Regions from separate parts of the Homo sapiens genome. Here region 1 is linked to region 2. Evidence: chromatin loops called from intact Hi-C (ENCODE). Cell type or tissue: mammary epithelial cell. All regions are shown on one strand. Links, peaks and the distances in the headings refer to the core of each region. The heading gives the core; the rest is flanking DNA.

What was found. Hi-C counts contacts between places; a loop is a spot of excess contacts. Peaks named below come from ENCODE experiments on the same cell type or tissue, not always from the same donor. Only the 100,000 strongest peaks of a DNase experiment are listed, where the experiment ranks them.
Region 1: it touches region 2 in a loop (5-fold over the local background); 20 of 110 quality-filtered maps call a loop at or near these places.

What each region holds. Positions count from the first base shown.
Region 1 is chr2:112,648,880-112,664,164 of GRCh38, forward strand. SLC20A1 (solute carrier family 20 member 1) reads left to right here. Exons shown (of 11, transcript NM_005415.5): 5 at 3,823-3,919; 6 at 8,243-8,362; 7 at 9,946-10,215; 8 at 10,325-10,883; 9 at 11,508-11,693; 10 at 12,263-12,347; 11 at 13,985-14,946. The coding sequence ends at 14,146. Among named protein-coding and RNA genes, the nearest start is that of SLC20A1, 11 kb to the left of the region's middle. In mammary epithelial cell, for the core only: no CTCF peak of the experiment used is centred there; a DNase peak (open chromatin) is centred at 7,172; H3K27ac peaks cover 1,612 bases.
Region 2 is chr2:112,592,407-112,607,691 of GRCh38, forward strand. LOC124907869 (a long non-coding RNA gene) reads left to right here and starts at 7,453. Exons shown (of 2, transcript XR_007087193.1): 1 at 7,453-7,907. In mammary epithelial cell, for the core only: a CTCF peak has its summit at 7,797 (motif pointing right); a DNase peak (open chromatin) is centred at 7,845; H3K27ac peaks cover 1,388 bases.

The DNA.
Region 1 (15,285 bases), core at 3,618-11,617, 56 kb after region 2:
TTAGAGGCTCACCAGTAGTCATGGACCAGATTTTTTTGTTTTTTTTAGAGTTTTCATTAGAACTGTATATCTTGCTACTTAGCAGAGAGTCAGAAGCATTAGTAGGATCTCCTGTTGTGAATTCCTGCTTGGTAAAGGTTTATGCTGGCCCTGTGTTGATTATTGAGTAGCAGATCATTTTGTTTTTGGAGAGGGTTTGTGTGTTTCACCTCCACAAAACACTTATTCCCCGGAAGGGGAATGGTGGTGCTCTGAGGTGCAAAGAGGGATTCTCAGGTGCCCAGAACCTCTCATTTGAGGAATGCATACCCCCACGGTGTTATTGAGGGCTGAAGTTAGATACGGTAACTGATTTCTTAATTGTATATTTCCTATATGGGTATGGGAATGGGCATGATCAAATGATGAAGAATGATTGGCATAGTGTTTAAAACAATATTGACTTTGAGGATCTTCCCCCACTCTGTGCACGTGCACACACACACTCTTGCAGGCCAATCCCTCAGTAACAGGAGTTTTCAGTTGAGTATGAATATTTCTGCTTCCTTTTAGGAGTTAAATTTCAAGAAAATATCCTTAGACTGGTAAGCTTTTGGTATCTTAACTGCTAAAATCTGAATATTTGACCATTAAGATATATTCCAACTCTTAAATGTCTATCTTGAAAATTAAGATTAACATGACCTTTTTTTTTAATTTCAAAAAATTGCTTTTAAACATTTTCTATTCTCTGAATGTTTGTTCCAAGCATGTTGGGGATAGGTGGGAACAGACAGAATGGAGGTGAGGTACTTCTATTTAGGACTGGCATCGCACAGAAGGAATATGCTTCAGTGCTCCTGTTGAGTATTTTTAAATTCTAGTCAAAGAAAATAGGGCTTTTGGCATTCTCATTAGTTAGAAATATATTTAGGATGTCTTCCCTTTTCTTTAGACAAAACCAGAATATCCAATATGTAAAAGTGAACTATTCTGGTGAAGATGGGGGGTTTTGTGAAGACCTTTCCTGTCCCACATGACTAGACGATGAGGCATTCACATTATTTCCAGGTGAAGTTTTACTTGTGTGTTAGGTGGATCTCTACAATGATGAGACCTTTCTTGTTTTACCTTCTTCCTAGACTCTCTGGAACTTTTGATTTTTTTTTAACCATGAACCTGTATTTCACAATAAACTATTGGTATAGTAGTGTCATTCATACCCTACCCCATCCCCAACAACTTTGCGTAGAGAATACCTCAGATTTGTTTACCTCAGGGAATACTTAATTGGGCTATGCTATACAGGATAATAAATACACAGGCTGCTACTTCAGACTAGTCAATTACAATTTGATTTATGGATAATCATATTACGAAATATCTTTGAAAATCTATTGAGAAGTCCCCACATAATGTCTTTAAAACCCAGGAAATTTTTGGGGGTGGGAGTCTTGGGTTGGGTTTTTTGGAGCCTTTTTTTTTTTTTTTTGAGACGGAGTCTCACTCTGTTGCCCAGGCTGGAATGCAGTGGCACGATCTGGGCTTACTGCAACCTCCGCCTCTCGGGCTCAAGCAATTCTCCTGCCTCAGCCTCCTGAGTAGCTGGGATTACAGGCGCCACCACACCCGGCTAGTATTTTTGTATTTTTGGTAGAGACGGGGTTTCACCACGTTGGTCAAGCTGGTCTTGAACTCCTGACCTCAGGTGCTCTGTCCGTCTTGGCCTCCCAAAGTGCTGGGATTACAGGCTTGAGCCACTGCACCTGGCTTTTTTTTTTTCTTAAGCGAAGTCTCGCCTGTCACCCAGGCTGGAGTACGGTGACTTAATTGTAGCTCACTGCAGCCTTGACCTCCCAGGCTCAAGTGATCCTCCTGCCTCAGCCTCCAGAGTAGCTGGGACTATGGGTGTGTGCCACCACATCTGGCTAACTTTTTATATTTTATAGAGGTGGAGTCTTGCTCTGTTGCTTAAGTTGGTCTTGAACTTCTGGGCTCAAGCCATCCCCTGCCTCATCCTCCCAAAGTGCTAGGATTACAGACAGACATGAGCCACCACCACACCTGACCTGCATTTTCTTAAGACTAGTCTTTAGAATAAAAATACACACCTTAGTTTCCTAATCTTGTTGACTGCCCTCAGAGTTTGACCACCGTTGAGTTAGTTATTCAAGGATGCTTAACAGTTCTTGATTTCTGTATGCTATTGTTTTTGTTTTGGCTATTTCACTATCTGTTAACATTCTCTATTAAACTATAGATAAGAGTTAAATTTTAGAGTGGTTTTCAATGAGTGCTCATCTCTGCTAATTTGAAATGGTACCTTTACTTTACACATGGGTCTGAGCTTTCCCTTGTTTCACTGGTCTTAAGCTACTAACTTTCCAGTGTATTGATTATTGTTGGAAGCTGTAGGGTTTTACTTTCTGTTTTTCCTCCCCAAGATTTTCCACTGGAATTGTGATCAAGATAACATTAAACCTTTTAGGCTAAGGTCTTTATAAAGTTTTTAGCCTTCCCATATATGTATTCAGATCTTTGCTCCCAATTTTTTTTTTTTTCTGAGATGGAGTCTTACTCTGTTGCCCAGGCTGGAGTGAGGTGGCCCAGTCTCCACTGACTGCAACCTCTGTCTCCCAGGTTCAAGTGATTCTCCTGAGTCAGCCTCCAGAGTAGCTGGGACTACAGATGCTTGCCACCACATCCGGGCTAATTTTTTTGGTATTTTTAGTAGAGACAGGGTTTCACCGTATTACCCAGGATGGTCTCGATCTCCTGACCTCATGATTGTCCTGCCTCGGCCTCCCAAAGTGCTGGGATTACAGGTGTGAGCCACCGCGCCCAGCCTCCTCCCATTCTTTCGGTGTTTGACTTGGGTGTTCTCCTATAGAATTAATACATACTAGGTATGGTAGAATTCTTATTTTTAGTCACTGGCCTTACTGTTCCTTAAACATTTCAAGTTTTTGCCTTAGGGCCTTTGCATTTGCTGATATCTCTGTCTGGAACATTCAGCGCCCAAATAATCAGGTGGTTTGCCCCTTCTGTACCCATAGTTAATGTACACAGCTTGCTAGCTTACTACATTTATGTCATGCTTATTCCTTGACCCTCCCCACCCAAATGGTGCCCCCCCTTCCATCACTCTCCTCTTACCCTTCTTTATTTCTCTTCACAGCATTTGTCAGTACTTTACATTATTCCATACTAGAAGGTGAGTGTCAGTTCTATTAGAACAGGAACTTGGTCTTATTCCCTCCTATATTTCGGTGCCCAGAATAGCACTTGGCACACAGTCTTTTGAGTGAGTGGATGACCTTGTGCACAATCAGTTATTATCATTGAACTTCGGTAAAGCATTAATTGTGGCATCTTTGTCAGATGTTTAGATAAGATGGTTGGCGTACGCATAGTCTGCATGTTGTATTTTTAGTCTTTGAAGATATGAAGTCAGGTAAGCAACATCCTAACATAGTCTATTTCTTGACATCTCTTACAAACGTAGAGTATAGCCTATCCTCAGGTGTGTGCTGAAGTTTATATTAGGGCTTTTGGGTACCTTAGAATGTGGGTATTGCAATCTTTATTCAGGATGTTATCAGTCACTGGTACAGTTAGTCTTGTTATTAAAAGAAAAAAGAAAAAAAAACAGGTAGAAGTTGGAATTAGCCTTCGTAGGAAGAATTCCAGATGCAAATGCAGGAAAAACTCTGTTGTCCTTGGAAACTACTCTGGAGAGAGTTATTGGCACTATAATTCCCAAACCTACCCTGTTAAAAGATTCTGTGGAAATGGGTTAACCTTTATACCTTTTAAGATATTGATCTTAATGATGTTTTACAGGCAGATCCAGTTCCTAATGGTTTGCGAGCTTTGCCAGTTTTCTATGCCTGCACAGTTGGAATAAACCTCTTTTCCATCATGTATACTGGAGCACCGTGTAAGTACCTATCAAAATATTTAAATGTGAATTTAAAGTTGTTTACAAAACTTGCATTAAATGCCCAATTTACCCCTTTTTGCTTTACAGGGCTGAAATCTCCTAGAAGGTGGCTGGCCTGCGCCCATTTCAGAAGGCTGCAGGCTAGTGTACGCTGAGTTAACCTAGATAGTTTTTCAACCAAAGAGACCTGCTCAGATTCTAAATCACTACAGACCTTTCCTCTTTAGTCTTCACAGGATCCACTGATAATATGATCATCTCCTTCCCTTTCTCCTGTCTATGCTAAAAATGCTGGAATTAATACTGACCTCAACTACTGAAGTCATTAGTTATATCTGATCTTCAGTAATCAGTCATTTAGGACTGGTTTGCTGGATATTCTCATTTTTCTCTCCCAAATGGAGATACTATTGTTTCTAAGTACTAAACTTCCATGAATCTGCTTGAATGAGAAGAGTTGGGATGTTTACCACCTGCTCTAAGTGCACTTGGAAGAAGAAATTCATGCAGCTAAGAGGAAAAATAATTTGTGAGAATATAAAGGTTGAAATGTTGATGACTTTCATGTTTGGGACTAAGGCAAGGCATGGATTAAATTATGGCGCTACAAGTTTAATTTAGCAACAACAAAAGATTGGTAACTTGTAACTGGCAGGACAGTACAGTTTTGGTATCTAGACTCATTTGGCCTGATGGTCTGTGACTACATAGGCAGTGACTTTTATTCTTTATACTGTGACCCACTGGATGAAATACAGGACACACATGTATGTATGTAGAGAGAAAGATAACTGGAATAGTGTCATGAAGCCACTTAATGCTTACTATGTGCTATGCACCCATATTTTCAAATTCTCTCTTTTTTTTTTTCTTAACATTTGTTGTGGCCCACTGAAATGATTTCAGTTTTGAGTAATGGGTTGTGACTTGCTCTTAAACCTCACTGAAGTAGTAAGTTGCTGACCCAAAGTAGAGTTAGCTAAATATTTTTATTATTTATTTATTTTTTTGAGACAGTTTTGCTCTTGTTGCCCAGGCTGGAGTGCAATGGCATGATCTTGGCTCACCACAACCTCTACCTCCCGGGTTCAAGCAATTCTCCTGCTTCAGCCTCCCAAGTAACTGGGATTACAGGCGTGCACCACCAAGCCCGGCTGATTTTGTATTTTTAGTAGAGACGGGGTTTCTCCATGTTGGTCAGGCTGGTCTCCAACTCCTGACCTCAGGTGGTCCGCCTGCCTCAGCCTCCCAAAGTGCTGGGATTACAGACATGATCACCGCACCTCGCCAATATTTTAATTTTTTACCTTATTTTAGATTGAGGGATTATATGTGTATTTTGTTAGATGGAGCTAAGTATTTTTAATCTTGCTAATTAATTCTTGGAATAATCAGGAACGAAACAGACAACTTTAAGAAAATATTGTTCTTACTTAGACTATACTGAACTGCTATGTGCCGGTGAAGAGAAGTTTGTATGCCAGATTTCCATTGTAAACAGTTCTTTGTGATAAACTAAAAAGTCTCCCATGATGCTCTTAACACTCATTCTTTATGTGGTAGAAGCAAAGCTCAGAGATGAGTGAAATTAGAATCATTTTAAAAACAGAAACTTAGATATTTTCGTTGTGTCCTTTATGGATCATTTGTAAGAAAAACCAGTCTCTTTCCTTTTTGACTTGGAATGTAGACCAACTTAAATTGTGATAGACAGTAATTTCATGTATATTTTAGTTTGTGTGACCACATGATCAAAATTGAAAGCAGAATTTAAAATGAAAAGATACATAGTCACCATAGAATTGTAGTTTGGGGCCGGGCGCGGTGGCTCATGCTTGTAATCCCAGCACTTTGGGAGGCCGAGGTGGGTGGATCATGAGGTCAGGAGTTCAAGACCAGCCTGGCCAAGTTGGTGAAACCTCATCTCTACTAAAAACTAGAAAAACTAACCAGGTGCAGTGGCAGGCGCCTGTAATCCCAGCTACTTCGGAGGCTGAGGCAGGAGAATCACTTGAGCCTGGTAGGCGGAGGTTGCAGTGAGCCAAGATCGTGCCACTGTACTCCAGCCTGGGCGACAGAGTGCGATGCTGTCTCAAAAAAAAAAAAAAAAAGTTCAAAAACAAAAAAAGTTTTAGTTTTGAAGGGACCTCAATTTGTTTCTAATTTTTTTTTTTTTTTTTTTTTTGAGACAGAGTCTCGCCCTGTCACTCAGGTTGGAGTGCAGTGGTGCGAACTTGGGTGACTGCAACCACTACCTCCCGGGTTTGAGCGATTCTCCTGCTTCAGCCTCCCGAGTAGCTGGGATTACACATGTGCATCACCACGCCCAGCTAATTTTTGTATTTTTAGTAGATACGTGGTTTCACCGTGTTGGTCAGTCTGGTCTTGAACTCCCAACCTCAGGTGATCCACGGACCTCAGCCTCCCAAAGTGCTGGGATTACAGGCGTGAGCTGCCGCGTCTGGCCTTGTGTCTGATTTTTAAAGATTAATCATTTTGGGGTATGATAGAATTTCCAGTTTATAAGTACAAACAGTCCCTGACTTCATGGTTCAACCTTCAGTTATTTGACTTTTTGATGGGTTTATAGGTACATAACCTCATTGTAAGTTGAGGAGCATCTGTGATTTCGTACATAACAAGCAAAATAAAGCAAAACAAGCAGAAGTAACTAAGCTATTCCTAGATATCAACTACAGATCATTATAATATCTTTTATGGGTTTTTTTTTTTTTTTTTTACCTTTTTTGTTTTTCAGGGATGGGGTCTTGCTGTGTTGCCCAGGCTGGCCTTGTATTCCTGGGCTCAGGGTGTTCTCACACTTCAGTCTCCTGAGTAGCTAGAGATCATTATAACATCTGTTAGATTTAAATAGGATTGTATAGTGCTTTACTTCTTTTCGTTTGTTTTTGTGACGGAGTTTCGCTCTTGTCACCCAGGCTGGCTGGAGTGCAGTGGCACGATCTTGGCTCACTGCAACCTCGACCTCCTGGGTTCAAGTGATTCTCCTGCCTCAGCCTCCCAAGTAGCTGGGATTATAGAAGCCCACCACCACATCCAGCTGATTTTTTTAATTTTCAGTGGAGACGGGGTTTCACCATGTTGGCCAGGCTGGTCTTGAACTCGTGACCTCAGGTGCTCCACCTGTCTCAGCCTCCCAAAGTGCTGGGATTACAGGTGTGAGCCACTGTGCCTGGCCAGTGCTTTACTTCTGTCTTTAGTACAGGCTAATGGTTTGGAGCCTACTGGCGTGCATATGACAGTCAGATAATGACTAATATTACTCATTCTTAAACCATGTGAACAGTGTTGCTAGGCAAGTCTTTTTTTAAGGTAAGACTTGTAAGTGAAATTACCACTAAACTTTGTGTGTGAGAAAGACAAAACTTTTTTTTTTTTTTTTTTTTTTTTTGAGACAAAGTCTGACTTTGTCACCCAGGCTGGAGTGCAGTGGCGCAATCTCAGCTCACTGCAACCTCCGCCCTGCCAGGTTCAAGTGATTCTCCCACCTCAGCCTCCCGAGTAGCTGGGACTACAGGCGCCCACCACCATGCCCGGCTAATTTTTTTTTGTATTTTTAGTAGAGATGGGGTTTTGCCATGTTGGGCAGGCTGGTCTCGAACTCCTGACCTCAAGTGATCTGCCTGCCACGGCCTCCCAAAGTGCTGGGATTACAGGCATGAGCCACCGTGCCTGGCTGAAAGACAAAGCTTTTACAACTATTCTTAAATTATCAACTTTTGATAGATAATATCCTTGTTTTCTGTATCTTGCTTTGATACTGCTTTCAAGGAGATAATCTCATTAAAGCATTTTACTAAAGGCCAGTATAGTGAATGTAATCACTTTTACACAGAATTGTGTCAGCATGACAAATGTGACTACTGAGACATCATTCTGTTAACATTAAAATAAGTTTGTAGGTGGTAATGGAATATGTGGCAGTTACGATCATGAGCTAGGAGAGTGGAACACTTGCTGTCTTTTTCATAGCTAGTCATAGGTCCTTAGCGTGTAGTGATCTTTATTATCTTCCAAGGTGAAGAAAGGAAAAGGCTCGTATGTTGAGAAGCATAGGAACTTGAGTCCCGCAGGTGTTCAAGTGGGCTAGGCTGGTGTGGGTTTTCAGATGATCATTGAGTTTTTCTCCCAAATTTGTATAGGCACTAGCACAGTAATCCTGTGCACTTAAATCTGGCAGCAGCTGTCAGGGGTGATGGGCTGGTATGGGGAACCCCTCAGTCCCCAGAGGAGGGTTTACACAATATTGCAGGGGGCTGTTGCCCTGGGGTTTTCAAGATGCACCATTTTATCTCCTAGTGCTGGGCTTTGACAAACTTCCTCTGTGGGGTACCATCCTCATCTCGGTGGGATGTGCAGTTTTCTGTGCCCTTATCGTCTGGTTCTTTGTATGTCCCAGGATGAAGAGAAAAATTGAACGTAAGTAATAACTAAACAGCAGAAAAGTTTAACTACTAATGTTGTGTTTATTTTTTATTTGGCCACCTGTAAAAATCTATTAGAAGAGATTGGCAAAATAAGAGATTTTAAAGGGAAATTTGAGGATATGGGTTTGTTGTCCAAACTGTTTTTAGAAATGGACTTACATGACCTAAGACCTGTTCTTAAAAATGGACTTACATGACCTAAGACCTAGTGATAAAGAGTATTCAACCTATGCTGTAGAGACAATCTGGGGCATTGAATTTTTTTATGTTCCTTGATCAGTTGCCAGTGACATGATAGATAAATAGAGAAATCATAGCCTACATTTACTGAGAAGTAGAAGGATACCTTAATGAAAAATAAGGGGTAGATACAAGATATTTTCGTAGAGGAAATATTTACCCCAACTGCTTCTGTGTATAACTTCAGATTCAGACAAGCAAAGCTAAGTCTAATGTGTACATGTTGTATATAGGCTAGAATACATGTAGACATTGTATTGCAGTATACAATGCAAATACATATACAAACACACATTGTGTGTCTGCTAGAATTGTAGCACAGATTCTAGAAGTAAACATTTTCAAGTGTCAAGGAATCATTTAGGCCATTACCACACACTCATGTAATTAAATACTGAGTAAATTTTGGTTAGTATCGGACTTTTTTTTCCTTAAAATAATCATTTTCTGCCCTTTTCATCGATGTGAAGGCTGGGTTAGCAAGTTGAAGTTTATCGTTTCGAAGCTGAGGGATGCATAGACTGCAGTGGTGTTAGGAAGAACGCTGCGTCACCGCAGCTGAACCGAAGAGCCTCCGAGAGGTTCTGTGCTAGTCTGGCTGTGCCGAGTGCACGGTGGGAACCAGGCTTTCAGGACTCTCTGGCCTCATTTTCCCTCTCTGGGAGGAGTTGAGACAAGTCTTGCTTTATGTTAGTCAGTCTGTAGTTTGACTGAGGTGCCTGGATGGATAGGTCAGCATACTGAGCACTGGCATGAGAGAGGCAGAAGATACTCTGGTCTGCCTGTGGGATTTACAGCCATGATGCACATCTCTTTGTTTTATAGAGGTGGAAATTAAAGTTGTCGTCTTTAGTTCCCTGCATTGAGCTGTGCCACTTTGCTTGAATTGGTGGACTGAAATTTGAGAGAATCCTCTTTTGAAAAGAATAGAATTGGGTACAGTTCAGATTTTTAGTTTCAGCTTATCAGCCCCATGGTTGAGCTACTTTCCCCTACAGAATGAGTCAGCAGGGAGCTAAGAAGGGTTCTTATATCTGTAAAGGGTTGTAAAAATAAAAACAAAACAACAATGTGCTACAGAAGCCCGTAAAACCTAAAATATTTACAGAAAAATTTTGGGACCCCTGACATAGGGTGTTCTGCATTGCTGGTTGTTCCCAAGTGAGAGTTGCTGGCAAATGATAAAGCAGGCAGGAAAAATGTTCCTGAATGTTAATTGAAGTTCACATACATTCTTGTTTTGAGATGAGTTTTTTGGGGGTGGAGGAAAGGAGACGTGGAACAAAGTAGTATGGCCACAACCAAACCAAAAAAGACCCCCCTTTTTTTTCCTAGGAGAAATAAAGTGTAGTCCTTCTGAAAGCCCCTTAATGGAAAAAAAGAATAGCTTGAAAGAAGACCATGAAGAAACAAAGTTGTCTGTTGGTGATATTGAAAACAAGCATCCTGTTTCTGAGGTAGGGCCTGCCACTGTGCCCCTCCAGGCTGTGGTGGAGGAGAGAACAGTCTCATTCAAACTTGGAGATTTGGAGGAAGCTCCAGAGAGAGAGAGGCTTCCCAGCGTGGACTTGAAAGAGGAAACCAGCATAGATAGCACCGTGAATGGTGAGTTGGAATTCCTGGTTTCACTTTTGTTACCTGCAGTGGTGAGGAGGCTTATTGTTTTGGATTTGATGCTTTTTGTATTGAATGTCACCTTGGTGATCTTGACTAGGTGCAGTGCAGTTGCCTAATGGGAACCTTGTCCAGTTCAGTCAAGCCGTCAGCAACCAAATAAACTCCAGTGGCCACTACCAGTATCACACCGTGCATAAGGATTCCGGCCTGTACAAAGAGCTACTCCATAAATTACATCTTGCCAAGGTGGGAGATTGCATGGGAGACTCCGGTGACAAACCCTTAAGGCGCAATAATAGCTATACTTCCTATACCATGGCAATATGTGGCATGCCTCTGGATTCATTCCGTGCCAAAGAAGGTGAACAGAAGGGCGAAGAAATGGAGAAGCTGACATGGCCTAATGCAGACTCCAAGAAGCGAATTCGAATGGACAGTTACACCAGTTACTGCAATGCTGTGTCTGACCTTCACTCAGCATCTGAGATAGACATGAGTGTCAAGGCAGAGATGGGTCTAGGTGACAGAAAAGGAAGTAATGGCTCTCTAGAAGAATGGTATGACCAGGATAAGCCTGAAGTCTCTCTCCTCTTCCAGTTCCTGCAGATCCTTACAGCCTGCTTTGGGTCATTCGCCCATGGTGGCAATGACGTAAGGTCAGTTGACATTGATCTTAGTGTTGCTAACCCTATTTTTAAACCATTTATCCTTGTCACAGGCCTGTGCTTGTGGTAGTGGTACTCCTAGCATTTACAGGACCCCAAATAATACAAATAGGATGAGGTAATAGCAGTTATTGACATAATAAGACAGTACAGTTTTATTCTTCAGAGGAATTACAAAGAATGTTTATTTTTGTAGATGATAAATATAAACAGATACTCTTCACAGAGAAGGCTTTTGTCCATCAAGATGAGATTCAGTTCTTTGGTAGTGAATTGTGGGATGTAAGATGTAAGATGAAAAACTTAAAAGTTTTTCATATAGAATGATTTTGTAGTTTGGTTTGTAAACTGTTTATTGGAACCTGAGAGTTGCTTTAAGCTGCCTATAGGAGGAAAGAGGCCACCATTTGCCTGGCATTCCCTCCATCAGAGCTGTGTTCATTTTTCTGTTGTGTATGTTGGGGTTCCATTTATGTCTTTAGAAAGAAAGGCCCTTTTGCCAGATGAGCTTGAAAGCTGTACTTTAGACAACCTGGTAGATCATTCAGCAGATTGGGTCTTGCCAAGATCTAGTTCTGCCTGAAAAGTCACTTCTGCCCTCTTTGTTTCTTCCAGCAATGCCATTGGGCCTCTGGTTGCTTTATATTTGGTTTATGACACAGGAGATGTTTCTTCAAAAGTGGCAACACCAATATGGCTTCTACTCTATGGTGGTGTTGGTATCTGTGTTGGTCTGTGGGTTTGGGGAAGAAGAGTTATCCAGACCATGGGGAAGGATCTGACACCGATCACACCCTCTAGGTAAGTAGGTGGAGCAGGTTCTACAAATGTCAGTACTCATTTTTTTCAGAGATATAACACTGTCGAGTGCTAACACAAATCTCTAAAGTAACCAAGTTTGTATAAGTTCATGATGTTCTTATTGTCATTGTTCTTTTTAGATTTTACTTGTCTGGCCCTTAAACATTTTGGTCAGACATTTTACCCATTTAGCTCTGGTGGTCTCTGAAGAAAATGACTTTTCTGAGAAAGCTGTGTATGCTAAGAGCGGATAGTTATGTATACTTGCCTTTTATTTGTCTTGGGAGCTAAGACTCAATGTTTACCAAACTCTTCAAAATAAAAGTGCAAATTTTATTTAATAGTGGGATTCCAGAAAAACGTAAAACTGGAAGCCTTTGAATAAGGAAACTGGGCATCTGTGGCCTGATTTAAATAAAGTAGATCTTAGGGGTTATAGCAAATAAAGATGTCAGTGGAGGTTTTGTGACTGAGTAGAACAAAGCAGGACTGTGTTAACTTGAGGTGTAGTGTTAGCTTCTCAAAAAAGTCAAACTCACTTCCTGACAAGAATCCTTTTGTGTCTGTAGTGGCTTCAGTATTGAACTGGCATCTGCCCTCACTGTGGTGATTGCATCAAATATTGGCCTTCCCATCAGTACAACACATTGTAAAGTAAGTGTAATGCCAATGTGTGTCTTTCAAATGGTTCTTCTAATATGTAGGGTTTTTAGTTTTACTTCTCTGATACTTTGATTTAGAAAGTTTTGTGCAGTTGGAGTCTTGAAGAGTTCATAAGTTATTTCTTGTGTTTATTCTTATTTAAGCAATTAAATAGATATTCTCCCCAAATAATAGAAACATTGTTTTATATACAGCTTACTGTAGTTTCTGGCTACTAACCTCTTCCTTTGTTACTTTATCCTCCCTCATTGTAGTCTCTTTATAATAATTTTTTTTTTAATCTCAAGAGTCATTTCTACTTGGCACCATTATGTTTTATTTATTTATGTATGAGTTGGAGTCTTGCTGTGTCACCTGGGCTGGAGTTCAGTGGCACAATCTCGGCTCATTGCAACCTCCGCCTCCTGGGCTCAAGTGATTCTTGTGCTTCAGCCTCTCAAGTAGCTGGGATTATAGGCACCCGCCACCATGCCTGGCTAATTTTTGTATTTTTAGTAGACACAGGATTTCACCATGTTGGCCAAGCTGGTCATGAACTCCTAACCTCAGGTGATCCACCTGGCTCGGCCTCCCAAAGTGCTAGGATTACATGCGTGAGCCACCGCGCCCGGCCGACAGCATTATGTTCTTTGCCTTTGGGGAAGCCATTCAGAGCAGGGTAGGTGTATGCTTAGAAACTGGCAGGTGCTTTAATTCTGGCCAGGTGGGTTTCTGCTGCCATTTGTGGTGGCTGAAGGCCTGGTTCTAACAAGTCTGTGAGGCTTGCCAAAATGTTGGCAAAGCAGTTTATTTACAGAAGGCATATTTCAGGGCCTCTCAGGATTGAAATACTGAGAAACAAAACAAATCTTAAGGTTGTTTGATGACAATCTAATAATTATAGGAGAAGGAAGAAACTGGTTTCCTTAAGAGCATTTAAGCTGGTCCATCATGGATCCTGCTGAGTCATCTGTTTGCTACCCGGATGTGTCTCCAGACAATTGTTTATTAGGTTTAATATCAGCCACTCTGTAAATAATCTTAGGAAGACTTACAATGCAATTTGTTATTAAAAGCAGTGTATAGGCCAGGTGCAGTGGCTCATGCCTGTAATCCCAGCACTTTGGGAGGCCAAGGCAGGTGGATCACAAGGTCAGGAGTTTGAGACCAGCCTGGCCAACATAGTGAAACCCCATCTCTACTAAAAATACAAAAAATTAGCTAGGCGTGGTGGTGGGTGCCTGTAATCCCAGCACTTGGGAGGCTGAGGCAGGAGAATCACATGAAACCAGGAGGTGGAGGTTGCAGTGAGCCAAGATTGCGCCACTGTACTCCAGCCTGGGCGACAGTGCGAGACTCCGTCTCAAAAAATAAATAAATAAAAGCAGTATATATTCATTAAATTTTAGCAGTAGCTGAGAAGGGGAAAAGAAATAGTTCTTGTGTCCTTTTACTACCGTTAGTATAGATTATGATTGGATTTTCAAATTGCCTTCATTTTCCCAGCTTAACCTGTTGTAAACCAGCTTTCTTGGACTTTGTCTTGTCCAGGGGTCTGGGGCTCCTTGTCCAAACAGTCTCAGGTGTCTGTTTGCCAGAATACCACTGGCACTTCAATAACCTGTTTCCTTGGTCTGCTTCTCTTCTAGGTGGGCTCTGTTGTGTCTGTTGGCTGGCTCCGGTCCAAGAAGGCTGTTGACTGGCGTCTCTTTCGTAACATTTTTATGGCCTGGTTTGTCACAGTCCCCATTTCTGGAGTTATCAGTGCTGCCATCATGGCAATCTTCAGATATGTCATCCTCAGAATGTGAAGCTGTTTGAGATTAAAATTTGTGTCAATGTTTGGGACCATCTTAGGTATTCCTGCTCCCCTGAAGAATGATTACAGTGTTAACAGAAGACTGACAAGAGTCTTTTTATTTGGGAGCCAGAGGAGGGAAGTGTTACTTGTGCTATAACTGCTTTTGTGCTAAATATGAATTGTCTCAAAATTAGCTGTGTAAAATAGCCCGGGTTCCACTGGCTCCTGCTGAGGTCCCCTTTCCTTCTGGGCTGTGAATTCCTGTACATATTTCTCTACTTTTTGTATCAGGCTTCAATTCCATTATGTTTTAATGTTGTCTCTGAAGATGACTTGTGATTTTTTTTTCTTTTTTTTAAACCATGAAGAGCCGTTTGACAGAGCATGCTCTGCGTTGTTGGTTTCACCAGCTTCTGCCCTCACATGCACAGGGATTTAACAACAAAAATATAACTACAACTTCCCTTGTAGTCTCTTATATAAGTAGAGTCCTTGGTACTCTGCCCTCCTGTCAGTAGTGGCAGGATCTATTGGCATATTCGGGAGCTTCTTAGAGGGATGAGGTTCTTTGAACACAGTGAAAATTTAAATTAGTAACTTTTTTGCAAGCAGTTTATTGACTGTTATTGCTAAGAAGAAGTAAGAAAGAAAAAGCCTGTTGGCAATCTTGGTTATTTCTTTAAGATTTCTGGCAGTGTGGGATGGATGAATGAAGTGGAATGTGAACTTTGGGCAAGTTAAGTGGGACAGCCTTCCATGTTCATTTGTCTACCTCTTAACTGAATAAAAAAGCCTACAGTTTTTAGAAAATTTGTTCTCATGGTTTTCTTTCATACTCGAATCACCTGGGCTCCTGATCAGTTAGCCTAATATCATTCTTAGGTGATGTGAATATCTTAACAAGTGAGAGCTACTGTCCAACTTAAAGCTCCCAACCCCTCCCTGTATGCTTCTTGTGTGCCCAGAATATGCAAGACATTACTCCATAGGGACTGTGGTGGCAACTTGGCATTTTCCCTTTTAGTAGCACAGCCTGTACACTTTCATGTTAGCACACGGGTGTTTTTTTTGTTTTGTTTTTCCAGTTTTTTCTTTTGATACTTTTTGTTTTTTTTTTTGAGACGGAGTCTCGCTGTGTCACCAGGCTGG
Region 2 (15,285 bases), core at 3,908-11,907:
GGACTTCCCACTCTCCAGAACTATAAGGAATAATTTTCTTTTTCTTAAATTACCCTGTCTATTGTATTCTGTTATAGCAACAGAAAATAGACTAAAACAAACATCTACATTTTCAAATTGCCATCAACTTGTTAATAATATCCTCATAGTATATTTTTAAGGTTTGTAGAATCTGTAGTGATAACCCCCTTTTCATTTCTGACATTGGTTATTGGTATGCTCTTCCTTTTTTTTTAATCGATTTTGAGAGAGGGTTATCAATTTTGTTAATCTTCACAGAAATTACTTTTGGCTTTGTTGACACTTTATTTTGTACATTTGTTTTTAACTAGTTCTCTTCTCACTCTGTTGCCCAGGCTAGAGTGCTGTAGCGTGATCTTGGCTCACTGCAACCTCCGTCTTCCAGGTTCAAGCGATTCTCCTGCCTCAGCCTCCTGAGTAGCTGGGATTACAGGTGCCCACCACCACACTCAGCTAATTTTTGTATTTTTAGTAGAGACAGGGTTTCACCATGTTGGCCAGGCTGGTCTCGAACTCCTGACCTCGTGTTCCACCCACCTTGGCCTCCCAAAGTGCTGGAATTACAGGCGTGAGCCACCACGTCCAGCTAGTTCTCTTATTTTCTTCTTTCTTTAGATTTAATTGTCTGTTTCTACCTTTTTGAAATGAATGTTTAGCTCACTGGTTTTCAGCCTTTTTTCTTTTTTTGTTTTTGTTTTTTTGTTTTTTTTGAGACAGAGTTGTGCTCTGTTGCCCAGGCTAGAGTGCAGTGGCGTGATCTTGGCTCACTGTAACCTCTGCCTCCCGGGTTCATGCCGTTCTCCTGCCTCAGCCTCCCGAGTAGCTGGGATTACAGGCGCCCGCCACCACGCCCGGCTAATTTTTTGTATTTTTAGTAGAGACGGGGTTTCACCATGTTAGCCAGGATGGTCTCGATCTCCTGACCTCATGATCCACCCGCCTCAGCCTCTCAAAATGCTGGGATTACAGGCGTGAGCCACCGTGTCCGGCTTTCTTTTCTAATACACTTAAATTTGCCACAAAGCGTGACTTTGTTTTTTTTTTTTTCAAGATATATAATTTGACTTGTCCCATAACTGTGAAGAAATAACAAATCATTCTTCAAAATAGAAGATAAAATAACTATAATAACAACAAAAACCCATGAATGCATTGTTGTAACTTAGCCAATAGTCACGTTTCCTTCTTGCCATCTCTGCCTATAGTAGTCCTGCTCCTTGGATGTCTTTGTCTTTCAATCCTCCTTTTGTTCCTTATTTTCCCTTCTCTACTCTCTTTTGATTTCTCCATTGACCTCAGATTGTTTAGAAGTTTAGAGTCGTATTTCTTAATTTCTAAACATAAGGAGGTTTTTTTTTTTTAGGTATCTTGCTTAATTGCAATTGGGTTGGGAACATTTTATATGATTTTAATCTTTTGAAATGTGTCGAGCCTTTATGGCTTGGCATATGCTCAGCTTTTGTTAATGTGCCATATGTGCTTGAATCATAATCCTTGGTTCATGATGCACCGTCTTAGCTCAGGTTCCCCCAGAAACAGACCCTGGGACAGAGAATTAGAGGTTGATCCCAGTAAGCATTACTAGGGCAGTGGGAAGTGAGACAGGGACAGTCGTCTTGAGTACAATTTTCTATACTGTTTTAACAACTGTCAGAATAATTTTTTAATGGCCCTCCACATTTCTACTCTTCTTTCATCTTTACATGGACTCTGCAGGTTTCCTCCTAGCTCTCTGGCTATGCCACCACCTTCTCCCACCCAGCCGTGACATAATGATTTTCTTCAAGGCTTACACCAGGCCTCTTCTTATTCTCTCCTCTGTGCAGTGATCTCCTTCCTAGAGAATATCAGATAAGTCATTGGTTCACAGATGGTTATCTCCAGCCCTGGCTTCTGCCTTGGGCTTCCACCTGCTGCCATGGACCTTCATATAGATGTCTCAAAGGGAGCACTAAGTCCCAATGTGTCCGGAATTGCAGCAGGCATTATTTTCCCCAGCTTGTCATTCTCACCACCATTTCTTTGCACTCTGCCCCTGCAGAAGGTTTGGTATTGTTATTGTTGTTGCTGTTCTTTTTCTTAGAAGGCCTCACTCCATCTTAAGCCTGGATTTACAATTCCCCTTTTCATTTTTTTTTAATTTTTGTTTTATAGTTTGGGTATACAGTTCCCCTTTTGTTCATTTTATTTATTTGTTTGTTTATTTATTTATGAGATGGGGTCTCACTCTGTTGACCAGGCTGGAGTGCAGTGATGTGATCTCGGCTCACTGCCACCTCCACCTCCTGGGCTCAGATGATCCTCCCACCTCAGCCTCCTGAGTAGATGAGACTACAGGCACGCATGCCCAGCTAATTTTTGTCTTTTTAGTAGAGATGGGGTTTCACCATATTGTCCAGGCTGTTCTCTAACTCCTGAGCTCAAGAAATCTGCCTGCCTTGGCCTCCCAAAGTGCTGGGATTACAGGAGTGAACCACCATGCCCAGCCCCTTTTGTTTATTTTAAAGCTGAAATGAGGACTCAGTTAATTTTGTTGTAGTCTTGTCTGGTGAGGGGCGATTCTTCACCCTTGCTGCCGTCCCTCACACTCTTCCTATTTTCTAAATATGCAGTCAGTCATTTAGATCACATCACCTGTATGAATAAAAGCCTTTCATGTCGGCTGCATTCTTCAGGCTTCTAACTTCTTGCAATTCATCAGTTACGTCTAGTTACATCTGTGGATTCCTGCACCATTGCAGATGCAAAGCAGGAGAAAAGAAGGGTTTTCTTTTCATCTTTTTTTTTTTTTTTTTCTGAGACAGAATCACTCTATGGCCCAGGCTGGAGTGCAATGGCATGGTCTTGGCTCACTGCGAGGACCGTCTCCCGGGTTCAAGCATTACTCCTGCCTCAACCTCCTGAGTAGCTGGGATTATAGACATGCACCGCCACACCCAGCTAATTTTTTTGTATTTTTAGTAGAGATGGGGTTTCAATATGTTGGCCAGGCTGGTCTAGAACTCCTAACCTCAAGTGATCTGCCCTCGTCTGCCTCCCAAAGTGCTGGGATTCCAGGCGTGAGCCACCACACCCTGCCTTCATTTTTGTTTTGAAGGAATTACCTCCTACCCCTTAAGTCCTGCAGTCCCTGAACTTGACCTTATCTGCAGCAAAGATGAGAAAGGGGGAAGGTATGATAAAAGGAGAAAACACTTGCCAATGTTTTCTAAATTAACCCCTGACATTAAAATTTAACATTTTCTGCACTTCCTGATCACAGTCCTGTCTTTTACTCAGTTGTGGGCGTGCACTTTTTTTTTTTTTTGAGGTGGAGTCTCATTCTGTTGCCCAGGCTGGAGTGCAGTGGCGCAATCTCAGCTCACTGCAACCTCCACCTCCCGAGTTCAAGCGATTCTCCTGCCTCAGCCTCCTGAGTAGCTAGGACCACAGGCACGCGCCACCACGCCCAGCTAATTTTTGTATTTTTAGTACAGATGGGGTTTCACCATGTTGGCCAGGATGGTCTCAATCTCCTGACCTCGTGATCCACCTGCCTCAGCCTCCCAAAATGTTGGGATTACAGGCGTGAGCCACCGCGCCCAGCCTGGGCATGCATATTTTATGGATCTTAACTCGACTTTTAAATTTTCTTTGAGCATCTGGGAATTTTATGAAAGCACTTTGTTAGTTTCTATTAGTGTCCCCTATATCCAAAATTCTCATTAAAGAATGCCGTTTCCCATCTCTCAAGAATTTATCAATTCAGGCTGGGCATGGTGGCTTACGTCTGCAATCCCAGCACTTTGGGAGGCCAAGGTAGGCTGATTGTTTAAGGTCAGGAGTTCAAGACCAGCTTGGCCAACATGGTGAAACCCCGTCTGTACTAAAAAAACAAAAATTAGCTGGGCATGGTGGCAGGTGCCTGTAATCCCGGCTATGCGGGAGGCTGAGGTAGCAGGATTGCTTGAGCCCAGGAGGCAGAGGTTGCAGTGAGCCGGGATCACGACGCCACTGCACTCCAGCGTGGGCGACAGAGTGAGAGTCTTTTTTTTTTTTTTGAGACTCACACTGTGCACAGGAAGAAAATTATGTGAATGTCCTTCCTAACAGGGAGAGGCCTTCCCTGACCTTGCTCCCCTTGGGCTGCCATCAGCATGGGGCTTTCTTAGGTATCAAGGCCACCTCAGTTTGGAGAGATGCCAGAAGTGGAAGTGTCAGCCAGACCATGTTTTCATTCTACTTGTCTATATTAGATCAAAGTCAGAGAGAGAATCTCAGTTCATAGAGGGAACACTTTATAACCTGTGTTTATGGAGGAGAATCACATACCAAGTGGAATCACCTTGAAGCAAGGCTTGTGTGCCGGGGGCGATGGCTCGTGCCTGTAATCCCAGCACTTTGGGAGGCTGAGGCAAATGGATCACTTGAGGTCAGGAGTTTGAGACCAGCCTGGCCAACATGGTGAAACCCTATCTCTACTAAAAAATACAAAAATTAGCTGGGCATGGTGGTACATGCGTATAATCCCAGCTACTCGGGAGGCTGAGGCAGGAGAATCGCTTGAACCCAGGAGGCAGAGGTTGCATTGAGCCAAGATCATGCCACTGTACTCCAGCCTGGGCTACAGAACGAGACTCCATCTCATAAATAAATAAATAAATAAATAAATAAATAAATAAATGGGATTTCGAGACCAGGCTGTCCAACATGATGACCATGTTTGTATTAACTTAGCTGGGCGTCGTGGCACATGCCTGTGATCCCAGCTACTTGGGAGGCCGAGGCAGGAGAATCACTTGAACCCGGGAGGCAGAGGTTGCAGTGAGCCGAGATCATGCCATTGTACTCTAGCCTGGGTGACAAGAGCGAAACTCTGTCTCAAAAATAATTAAAAAAAAAAAAAGTGGAACCGTTTAGTAGATAATAATCACATAAAGAGTTATCAACTCTTTCCCTGTGTCAATGTTAAACATTCCCACCTCCACCTTCATCACATACTCTGTTGGAGAAGGGTACTTCTCTGACCCATAGCCAGGGCTGGCTGGTGAGACTTGTGTTAGCCAATGAGAGGTGAAAAGATGTGACATATGCCACATCTGGGCGGAAGTTTTAAATGGCATGCATCTTGTAGCTTTGCATTTTGTGTTTCATCTCTACGTTGTGGGAATGGCCTTAGAGGATGATGCTCATTCAGTCCGGGACCAGGAATGAGAATAGAAACTGAGCAGAGCTACAGGTCAACCTCAGTCCTCATTTAAATGATCAAGAACTACATGCTTCTTGTTGTAAGCCACTGAGATACTGTGGTTATTTGTTACAGCAGCAAAACCTCAGTGATACAATAGGAACAGGCAACTCACAAAAGAGGAAAGGAAAAATATGCAGTCTCTCTAACCATTAGAGAAGTGTAGATTCCAGTGAGATTTTTGGTCCTTCAGATTGGCAAAAACTAAAAAGTCTGATAATATCTAATGTTGACAAGAAAATGTAGAACTAGGCTGGGTGCAGTGGCTCATGCCTGTAATCCCATCATGTTGGGAGGCTGAGGTGGGTGGATCGCTTGAAGCCAGGAGTTTGAGACCAGCCTGACCGACATGGAGAAATCCTGTCTCTACTAACAGTACAAAAATTAGTCGGATGTGGTGGTGCATGCCTGTAATCCCAGCTACTCAGGAGGCTGAGGCACAAGAATTGCTGGAACTCAGGAGGTGGAGCTGAGATCATACCACTGCACTCCAGCCTGGGTGACACAGCAAGACTCTCTCTCAAGAAAAAAAAAAAGAAAGAAAAAGAAAAAGAAAATGTAGGCCAGGCGCAGTGGCTCACACCTATAATCCCAGCACTTTGGGAGGCCGAGGCCGGCGTATCACCTGAGGTCAGAAGTTCGAGACCAGCCTGACCAACATGGAGAAACCCCGTCTCTACTAAAAATACAAAAATTAGCCAGGCATGGTGGCACATGCCTGTAGTCCCAGCTACTCGGGAGGCTGAAGCAGGAGAATTGTTTGAACCCGGGAGGCAGAGGTGAGCCAAGATTGCGCCATTGCACTCCAGCCTGGGCAACAAGAGCAGAATTCTGTCTCAAAAGAAAAAAAAAGAAAAGAAAAATTAAAAAGAAAAGAAAATGTAGAAATAGGGCCAAGCGTGGTGGCTCACACCTATAATCCCAGCACTTTAGGGGGCCAAAGTGGGAGGATAGCTTGAGGCCAGGCGTTTGGGACCAGCCTGGGCAACATAGTGAGACCCCATCTCTTAAAAAAAAAATTAAAATAAGTAGAAAGTGTAAAAATAGGTACCTCATAAGCTATTGTTCATGGTACACACATTTTGGAGGAAAATTGCTGATACATTCCAAACTCTGCATGCTTGTTTGTGCCCGAGTTCATTTGGGATTGGGAGGGGAACTGAAATCACAAGAGAAATATTCAAGGGGTTCTCACACTCTCTTTGTATTGTTTGAAATCTTGTGACAATTAATTTATGTATTACTTCAACAGTTTGTAGGAAGCTTAATTTTTTTTTTTTTTTAGATGGAGTTTCGCTGTTGTTGCCCAGGCTGGAGTGCAGTGACACAATCTCAGCTCACTGCAACCTCTGCCTCCTGGGCTCAAGCGATTCTCCTGCCTCAGCCTCCCAAGTAGCTGGGATTACAGGCGCCCACCACCACACCCGGCTAATTTTTGTATTTTTAGTAGAGATGGGGTTTTGCCATGTTGGCCAGGCTGGTCTCAAACTCCTGATCTCAGGTGATCTGCTTGCCTCGGCCTCCCAATGTGCTGGGATTGCAGGCATGTGCCACCACGCCTGGCCAAGTTTTTATTTTTATTTTTGCTGTATTATTTATTCCTAATTACTTTGAATCATGCTAGTTCATGTGGTCTTTAAAAGTTTTTACTCTTTTTGATTAATTTTTATGTGTTAGTCTTGGATTGATTGACATTTTAATGTTAATTCTTTTGTTGCCATCATTTAGATATTTGTACCTTTCTTTTGAAGTTATACCTATCCTTCACTTAATGACTAATTTATTCCTAAAAACTTTGCTGCTAAGTGACAAACCTGCATATGAAAAAAATATTTCTATTAATTTTAATGAGAAAATACATCATTTATCTCAATCCAAGACACGTGAATAATTTTAATAGAAAAAAAATCAACCAAATAAAGAAAACATATTTATGTCAGTAGTAAACAACAATTTTTTTTTTTTTTTTGAGACGGAGTCTCCCTCTGTCTCCCAGACTGGAGTGCAGTAGCATGATCTTGGCCCACTGCAACCTCCGCCTCCCGGGTTCAAGCAACTCTCCTGCCTCAGCCTCCTGAGTAGCTGGGGCTACAGGCACGCGCCACTACGCCCGGCTAATTTTTGTATTTTTATTAGAGACAGGGTTTCACCATGTTGGCCAGGCTGGTCTCAATCTCCTGACCTCGTGATCCACCTGCCTCGGCCTCCCAAAATGCTGGGATTACAGGCGTGAGCCACAGCGCCCAGCCCAACAAGTTTAATGTAAATAAATATTATGTGCATAGAACTTCGTGTAATGTAGATATGTTGCCTTCCCCAAAAGAGGAACTCAGGACTTGACCATCGGGGAAGGGGCATTTTTCATCTTGCACCATTGTCCTCACCAATTTTTCAGTCTTTTGGGAGCTCATGATTACAGTGCCCTCAAACTTTACAGAAAATAAACTTATGGCACCCCAAATACGTTTGAAACAAAATTAAGGCTAAGCAAGGGCGTTTCCTAGCATGGAAGCATGCATGGAATTAAGATGCTGGCTCTGCCGCCGACCAGGAGGTGGCGCTGTCCCACACAGACCAGAGGCAGCTGCTTCCACGTGAGGCCTCCGGCTGGGAACTGCGCATGGAGATTTTGGGGTGTGTCTTTGCTGGAAACCCTAAGGTCAAGTATTACTTCTTACAGTGTACTTATTTAGTGTGTTTTTGGGGAGTCATTATACTGTAAAAAGGGAGTCATTACAAAAAGTGGCATAACTTTAGTTATTAACTGAATGGTGCTATGTGCAGATAAGTCCATAGCCCTGTATTTTAAAGATAATAGTTTATTCTTTCTACTTCTTAGGTTGGACATTGATTACACACATGTTTATTATAATATTTTTAAGAACACAAAATAAATGAAAGCAGGGTATGTATAGAATGGTGATGAGAGTGTATTATGAAACAGATTTTGATCTATCTAAGTCTGAGCTCTCTTGAGGTACAAAAATTAGAAGGAATTAGTAAAATTAAAACCTGATGTGAATAAAACAGGAAATAAAAACAAGGCAAAAGATGATTGAAAGGATTAATCTCAAATTGCTTCTTTCAGGATAAACTATATGCACCCTTCAGGAGACTGAATAGATAAAGAAAGTAAAAGGTTAAAAACAGATGCATTTAGAAATCAGAAAGGAATGTAATCAGAAATTGTCTGGAGGCTACTGCATGCCACTCTAGTAAAAATATTTCCTGCTGAACTTCTAAGGATCATATTTGACACAAGATGTAGAAAACACAAGTGTCCTAGTTACTGTGGAAAAGTTTGGAAAGGTGATTAAAAAAACGTTGTTTTTATTTTTTGAGACAGAGTCTCACTGTATCGCCCAGGCTGGAACGCAATGGCGTGATCTCGGCTCACTGCAACCTCCGCCTCTCAGGTACAAGCGATTCTCCTGCCTCAGCCTCCCAAGTAGCTGCAACACCACGCCCCGCTAATTTTTGTATATTTATTAGAGACAGGGTTTCACCATGCTGGTCACGCTGGTCTCGAACTCCTGACCTCGTGATCTGCCCACCTCTGTCTCCCAAAGTGCTGGGATTACAGGCATGAGCTACCATGCCCAGCCAAAAAAAAAAAATCGTTATATATATATATAAAATCTCCTTTCTCAGATTTTCCTCCTGTGGACATTTTGCTTTATTTGCTTCATTGCTTTTCTTTCTCTCTGTTCTTTTATTTTTGGAGACAGCATCTTGCTATTGTTCAGGGTGGCAACAGCAGTGGTGTGATCATGCAGCCTCGACCTCCTGGGCTCAAGTGATCGTCCTGCCTCAGCCTCCCACATAGCTGGGACCACAGGTATACACCACTATGCCCAGCTAATTTTTTTTTTTTTTTTTTTTGGTAGGGGTCTTGCTATGTTTCCCAGGCTGTTCTCAAATTCCTGGGCTCAAGGAATCCTCCCACCTCAGCCTCCCAAAGTACTGGGATTACCGGTGTAAGTCACTGTGCCCGGCCTCTCTCTGTTCTTAACATTTTTTTTCCCTGAACAATTTGAGAATGTGTTGCAGACATCATGGCCCTTTACCCCAGATGTAGTGTAGAGTGCACTAGTGAGGGAGCTTCTGGTATCAATGGGAAACTCACTGGTGGAGTCTCCATAGGCTAGGAGTGACAGTGAGATACGATGCCATTGAACTGGGCTCCCTAGGGTTAATGGGAGTGACAGGATTCTGAAATAGCAGAGGCAGGTGGAGGCACTTAACCATCAGAGACAAAGTGAGTACAAATTACTGGAATGGGCAGCAAGCCTGGACTGGTAGTCAGGGTGCCGTGATACGCAGATACCTGTGGCAATGGCCAATGGTCCACACAGTCCCCTGGGGAGAACACCATCCCATGGGGGATATTGCCTAGAGTATTATTTGACTGTATAACCAGGAAAAATGAAGATCTGGGGAGCAGAGCCCTATGTCATCTTCCACAATGAAAATCACAAGTCTGGCCAGGCACCATGGCTCACACCTGTAATCCCAGCACTTTGGGAGGCCAGTGTGGGTGGATCAGGTGAGGTCAGGAGTTCAAGACTAGCCTGGCTAATATGGTGAAACCCCGTCTCTACTAAAATACAAAAATTAGCCGGGCGTGGTGGTGGGGACCTGTAATCTCAGCTACTCACGAGGCTGAGGCAGGAGAATCGCTTGAACCCAGGAGGCAGAGGTTGCAGTGACCCGAGATCATGCTATTGCACTCCAGCCTCGGTGACAGAACAAGACTCCATCTCAAAAAAAAAAAAAAAAAATCACATGTCAGTTCTCAAGCTCAGACCCTGTTGACAGAAGGGCAGCCCAGTTCCCCCGAGGAAGAATCCGACAATGCTACTGCAAATACATGCAGCAAGTATTCCTCTAGCTCTTTGTTAAAGGGACCGAGCCATGTTCTAGGGTAACTGTCCACTATAGAAAGGGAAGTACCTAGATTTCTCAAGGGCCATGGAATACCAGGTTCATGAAATCGGTACCAGAGGATCTGAAATGCCACTATAGATCCCTGCCTAGAGTGGGCACGGGAGACAAGGTAATAAGCGGAGTCCTGCCTCATGTTTGTCTCATGTTTGTCCAGTGGGCCCACAGTTCCCTCTTGAAGTTATTTCCAGGTCTCTTAATTGGGGTGGATATACTTAGCAGGTAGCAGAACTTGCATATTAGTTCTCTCACCAATTATGTTAGGCAGGTCCAAGCATCAAGTGTCAAGATGATAAATAAAAAATAACACCACGTCTGGAGAATTGCAGAGATCAGCACCTCCATCAAAGACTAAAGATGCAGGGAGGATGGTTCCTATCATATCGCCATTTGGCTCATATGTATAAAAAACCATATGGATTGTGGTGGATGACTGTGGGCTTCCATCAACTTAACCAAGTGATAGCCGAAATTGTAGCTGCTAGGCTGGATGTTTACCTGAACAGATCGATACAGCCTGTGGCACTTGGCATGCAGCTATTGATCTGATAAATGCATTCTTTTCAATCCTCATGAGTAAAGAGACTCAAAGTTATTTTGTTCACATGTAGGGAAGGCAGCAGAATAGATTTACCTTCTTGCCCCAGTGCTATGGTAACTCTTCTCCTCTCTATCACAGTATGATCCACAGGGACCTGATCATCTTGCCATTCCACAGAACATAATGCTAGCTGGACTTGGTTGAACAAAATATGGCAGGTACTCTGAATGACCAGATGCCAGTTGGTGGGAGACAGGACTCCCCTCCCCTAAAATTCGGAGGCTTTGCCATATTGGTGACATTTGTAGGGTCCACTGGTCTGAAACAAGTTGCTGTACCTTAAGCACCCCCTATTGCTAAGAAAGAGGCATTTTGAGGCATCATATACCACACTGGCAATACAGCATTTACTCATTTATCTCCTAGTTCAAATAATACCCAAACAATGAGACCCTGCAGCAGATCCAAGGTGTGGGGCAAACTGCCCTGCTCTTTGCCTTCTATGCCAGCGGGCTCAGTGATGCTAGTGTAGGCATAGTAGATCAAGATGCCGTGTGGTGTTTCTGGAAAGTCCACTGGGAGAATTGCAGCACAGACCCCTAGAGATCTGGAGCAAGACTATGCCTTCTGTAACAGACAATTATTTGCCATTCATTGGAAAAGCAATTCTTGTCATACCATTGGGCCCTAAAAGAGATTTTGAAATTGACCATGGGGCATCAAGTGACTTTGCACCTGGAGCTGCCTTTCAAGTATGATAGAAATGGTCATTCAGGAGCAGGTCGAGAACATAAGTAAGTTAAATGGACACATGGCCCAGATCCCCAGGTCATCCACCTCGGTTGCATTGAAGCCATTGACTCAGCTGATGTCCATAGCCTCAGGTAGGTGTGTATGATCAACTGATAGAAGAACAATCCTGGGCCTTGTTGGTGTGAGCTGAAATAGACTGTTATCCACTGAAGTAGACTGCTATCATACTACAGCCCTACTCAAGGTGGCCCTCAAAATAGCCATGAGGGGAAATCTTCCCAGCAATCAGAGCTGAATAGTGTATTTGGCCATCCACTTTGTATAGAGGGAGAAGAGGCCTGAAGTAGGTATGAGTATGGACTCCTGAGCTGTGGCAAATGGCTTGGCTAGTTGGTCAGGGACCTGGAAGGACCAAGTTAGGCAAAAGGGAGACAAGGAGATTTTGTATTTTTAGTAGAGATGCAGTTTCGCCATGTTGGCCAGGCTGGTCTCGAACTCCTAACCTCAGGTGATCCGCCCACCTCGGCCTCCCAAACTGCTGGGATTACAGTCGTGAGCCACCATGCCTGGCCTAGTAATTAACTTTACATATTTTGACATTCATAATTAACATGTATAAAATCAAGAAATAGCTCTACTGTCCTTCAACTATATAAGGATATTTGATTACATTAACCTCACATCCTCTCCCCCTTACATGCTGTGTTTCTCTTGCTCTTTTGGGCCCAGAAGACATTCTTACAGGGTACTGTACCATCAGTGTTCTTTGTTCTTTCCTGCGTCTCTGATCTTCCTGGATTACTCTTCTGCATAAGCACATCCTTCAGAATTTATGGCAGCTCTTTTTGGAGCAAACCCTCTATATCGTTAGCCCAAAAATGTCTTTATTTTACTGTCATTCTTGAAATATATTTTTGTTGAATATATAATTCCAAGTGAACAGCCTGTGTAGAAAAAAGTTAACACAGCAGGCCTGAGCCTGCTATTCTCGGAAAAGTCGGCTTGCAAGGTTGGCCCTTGGCTGGCATCTAGTCAGTTGGATTTCCATCATTCTCTCATCGGAGTGTCTCACTGTATCTAAAGTGTTCAGCTTATGCTGAACACCTCTTTTCCTTCTGAGAGTCTAGAATTTTGGTACATGCCAGACAGTGGACGCCAATGTAAGTACCTTCCCTGCATTAAAACCTTACACACTGAGTCTCTAATGAGCCTCCCTGGTAGACAATGTTTCACATGTGTTGTCATAACCTGTTGCTGGAGGAATTACGTGCATCCTGTGGATTCCATTGGGAAAGGACTCTTGGAAGCTTGTGTTGCACCCAGTAGGAACTTGGCCTGGCCTGGCACCCCATGTATTACCTGGCCCCTTTAATGATGATGTTTGAGTCTCTGATTTTCAGTGTTAACTTGGATCCTGTGTCCAATAGTTCCTGAAAGGTCGATTATTCCCTTTTCCCCAGTGTACATTTACCTGAGTACATGCCCTCAGGTCTTTCTGGAGAAGGATTGGAGGGAATCATTACCACATACATTTGCCGTGATGTAGGATCCTCCCTTATGTGGGCTGGCATCCCATTCAGTCAAGGGGTACTGGCTCAGGTCTAGAAACTGATCAAAGGATCATAGTTTTTTATTGAGATGTGTCTTGAGCCTTGATCATTTCTGATTCCCTCTGATTGCATAAATTAAGCTGTATTTTGCCCTTAGGAAAATTATGTCCTATTATCATTTCTATAATACTCTCTCTCTTTTTTTTTGAGACAGAATCTCATTCTGTTACCCAGGCTAGAGTGCAATAGCACCATCTCGGCTCATTGCAACCTCTGCCTCCTGGGTTCAAGCGATTCTCCTGCCTCAGCCTCCTGAGTAGTAGGGATTATAGGCACCCACCACCACGCCTGGCTAATTTTTTGTATTTTTAGTGGAGACTGGGGTGTTTCACCATGTTGGCCAGGCTGGTCTTGAACTCCTGACCTCAGGTGATCCACCCACCTAGGCCTCCCAAAGTGCTGGGATTACAGGCGTAAGCCACAGCGCCTGGCCCATCTCTATAATTCTCTATGGGAACAGACTCCCCTGCCTGTCATACATTACATCTGTTCTTGCCATGTATTACAGCAATCTCACCCAGCATTCTTCTGGCAGTGAAGTGTTGTCACCTGGCCTCTATTATTTCAGGACTCATCCTCATTAGTATTGGGAACATAGCTCTGTAACATCATCTCCCACGATCAGCCCACAGTCACCACCAAGCTTCTTGCTGATGCTGGTGGCCCCATTGAACAGCACATTCCTCCTCGTTTGGATAAACAGAAGGTGCCCACGGCTCCCCTGTGGACTGCGGTGACCTGGTGGGTTTTCTTTCCTCAGTAGCATATCCACTCCAGCATGCCTGCTTCTCTGAGCCACCTCATTCCTGTATCCACTATTGCACGGCATTTCTGGCAGTTCTGCTTTCCTGGGGGATATTGCTTTTTCCAGGCTTCCATGAGACCATTGAGTGGAGTGTTAGTACTATCTTCACCTCCTTGCTGGGGTGTGAATCCCATACCCCACAGCAGCACTCTCGCATCAATAAACTTCCCTTTATCCAACTTTGTCCCACTTGATGCAGCATGAGGAGAGCCAGCCCCGTGTGTCTCCCCAGCACCTACTGGACATTTGGCCACGTCCTGTGGTTCCTTCATGTATCATTCTTTCCTCCCTTAGTAGACCGAGTATCTTCCTGTCAGATGGCCAAGCAGCAGCCCCTAAGCAGCAGCCCCTAAGCAGCAGCCTGGGGGAGCCACAGCTGCTATGTATCAAGCACAAGGCAAGGCCTGGCTGACATGCATGGTCAGGAAAGCAACAAGGAGCCATTTTTTAGATCAGGCAGTTTATATTACTCATACAGATGGTGAAAGCGCAAGTAGACAGAGGTGCCAGGTCCCTGTGACCCTTGCACAGGGCGGCACCAAAACAACAGGGGCCAAATGGCAGCAACATGAGTGCCAGGTGAAGCCCATACCACACTGCAGCCAAGCAGCTTTATAGCTGGTAGCTATGCACATGCTCTCAGGGATGGGAAGGCATAATTCTAGGTGGTCCCCAAATTCCCACTCCCTCATATACATGCCTTGTATCATCGCCTCCCGTCGAGTGTGGGTGCTAATTCTAAGCTACAGACAAGCATTTTCCCCTTCCTTCCTAAGCTACAGCCAAGCCTGCCTGCCTGCCTTCCTTCCTTCCTAAGCTACAGTCAAGCCTGCCTTCCTTCCTCCCCTCCCTCCCTCCTTTCTTTCCCTCCCCTCGCCTCCCCTCCCCTTCTCTCCCCTCCCCTCCCTTCCCTTCCCTTCCTTTCCCTTCCCTTCCCTTCCCTTTCCTCCTTCTCCCTCCCCTCCCCTCCCCTTGCCTCCCCTTCCCTGGCCTCCCCTTCCCTTCTTCTCCCTCCCCTCCCCTCGCCTCGCCTCCCCTCACCTAACCTCTCCTCCCCTTGCCTCCCCTCCCCTCCCTTTGCCTTCTCTTGCCTTCCCTTCCCTTCCTCTTTCTTTTGACAGAGTCTTGCTCTGTTGCCCAGGCTGGAGTGCGGTGGTGTGATCTCATCTCACTGCCTCGGCCTCCTGAGTAGCTGTGATTACAGGCATGCGCCACCATGCCCAGCTTCTTTTTTTTTTTTTTTTTTTTTTTTTGTATTTTTAGTAAAGACGGAGTTTTCCCCATGTTGGCCAGGCTAGTCTCAAACTCCTGACCCCTAGTGATCTGCCTACCTTAGCCTCCCAAAGTGCTGGGATTACAGGCATGAGCCACCGTGCCTGGCCCA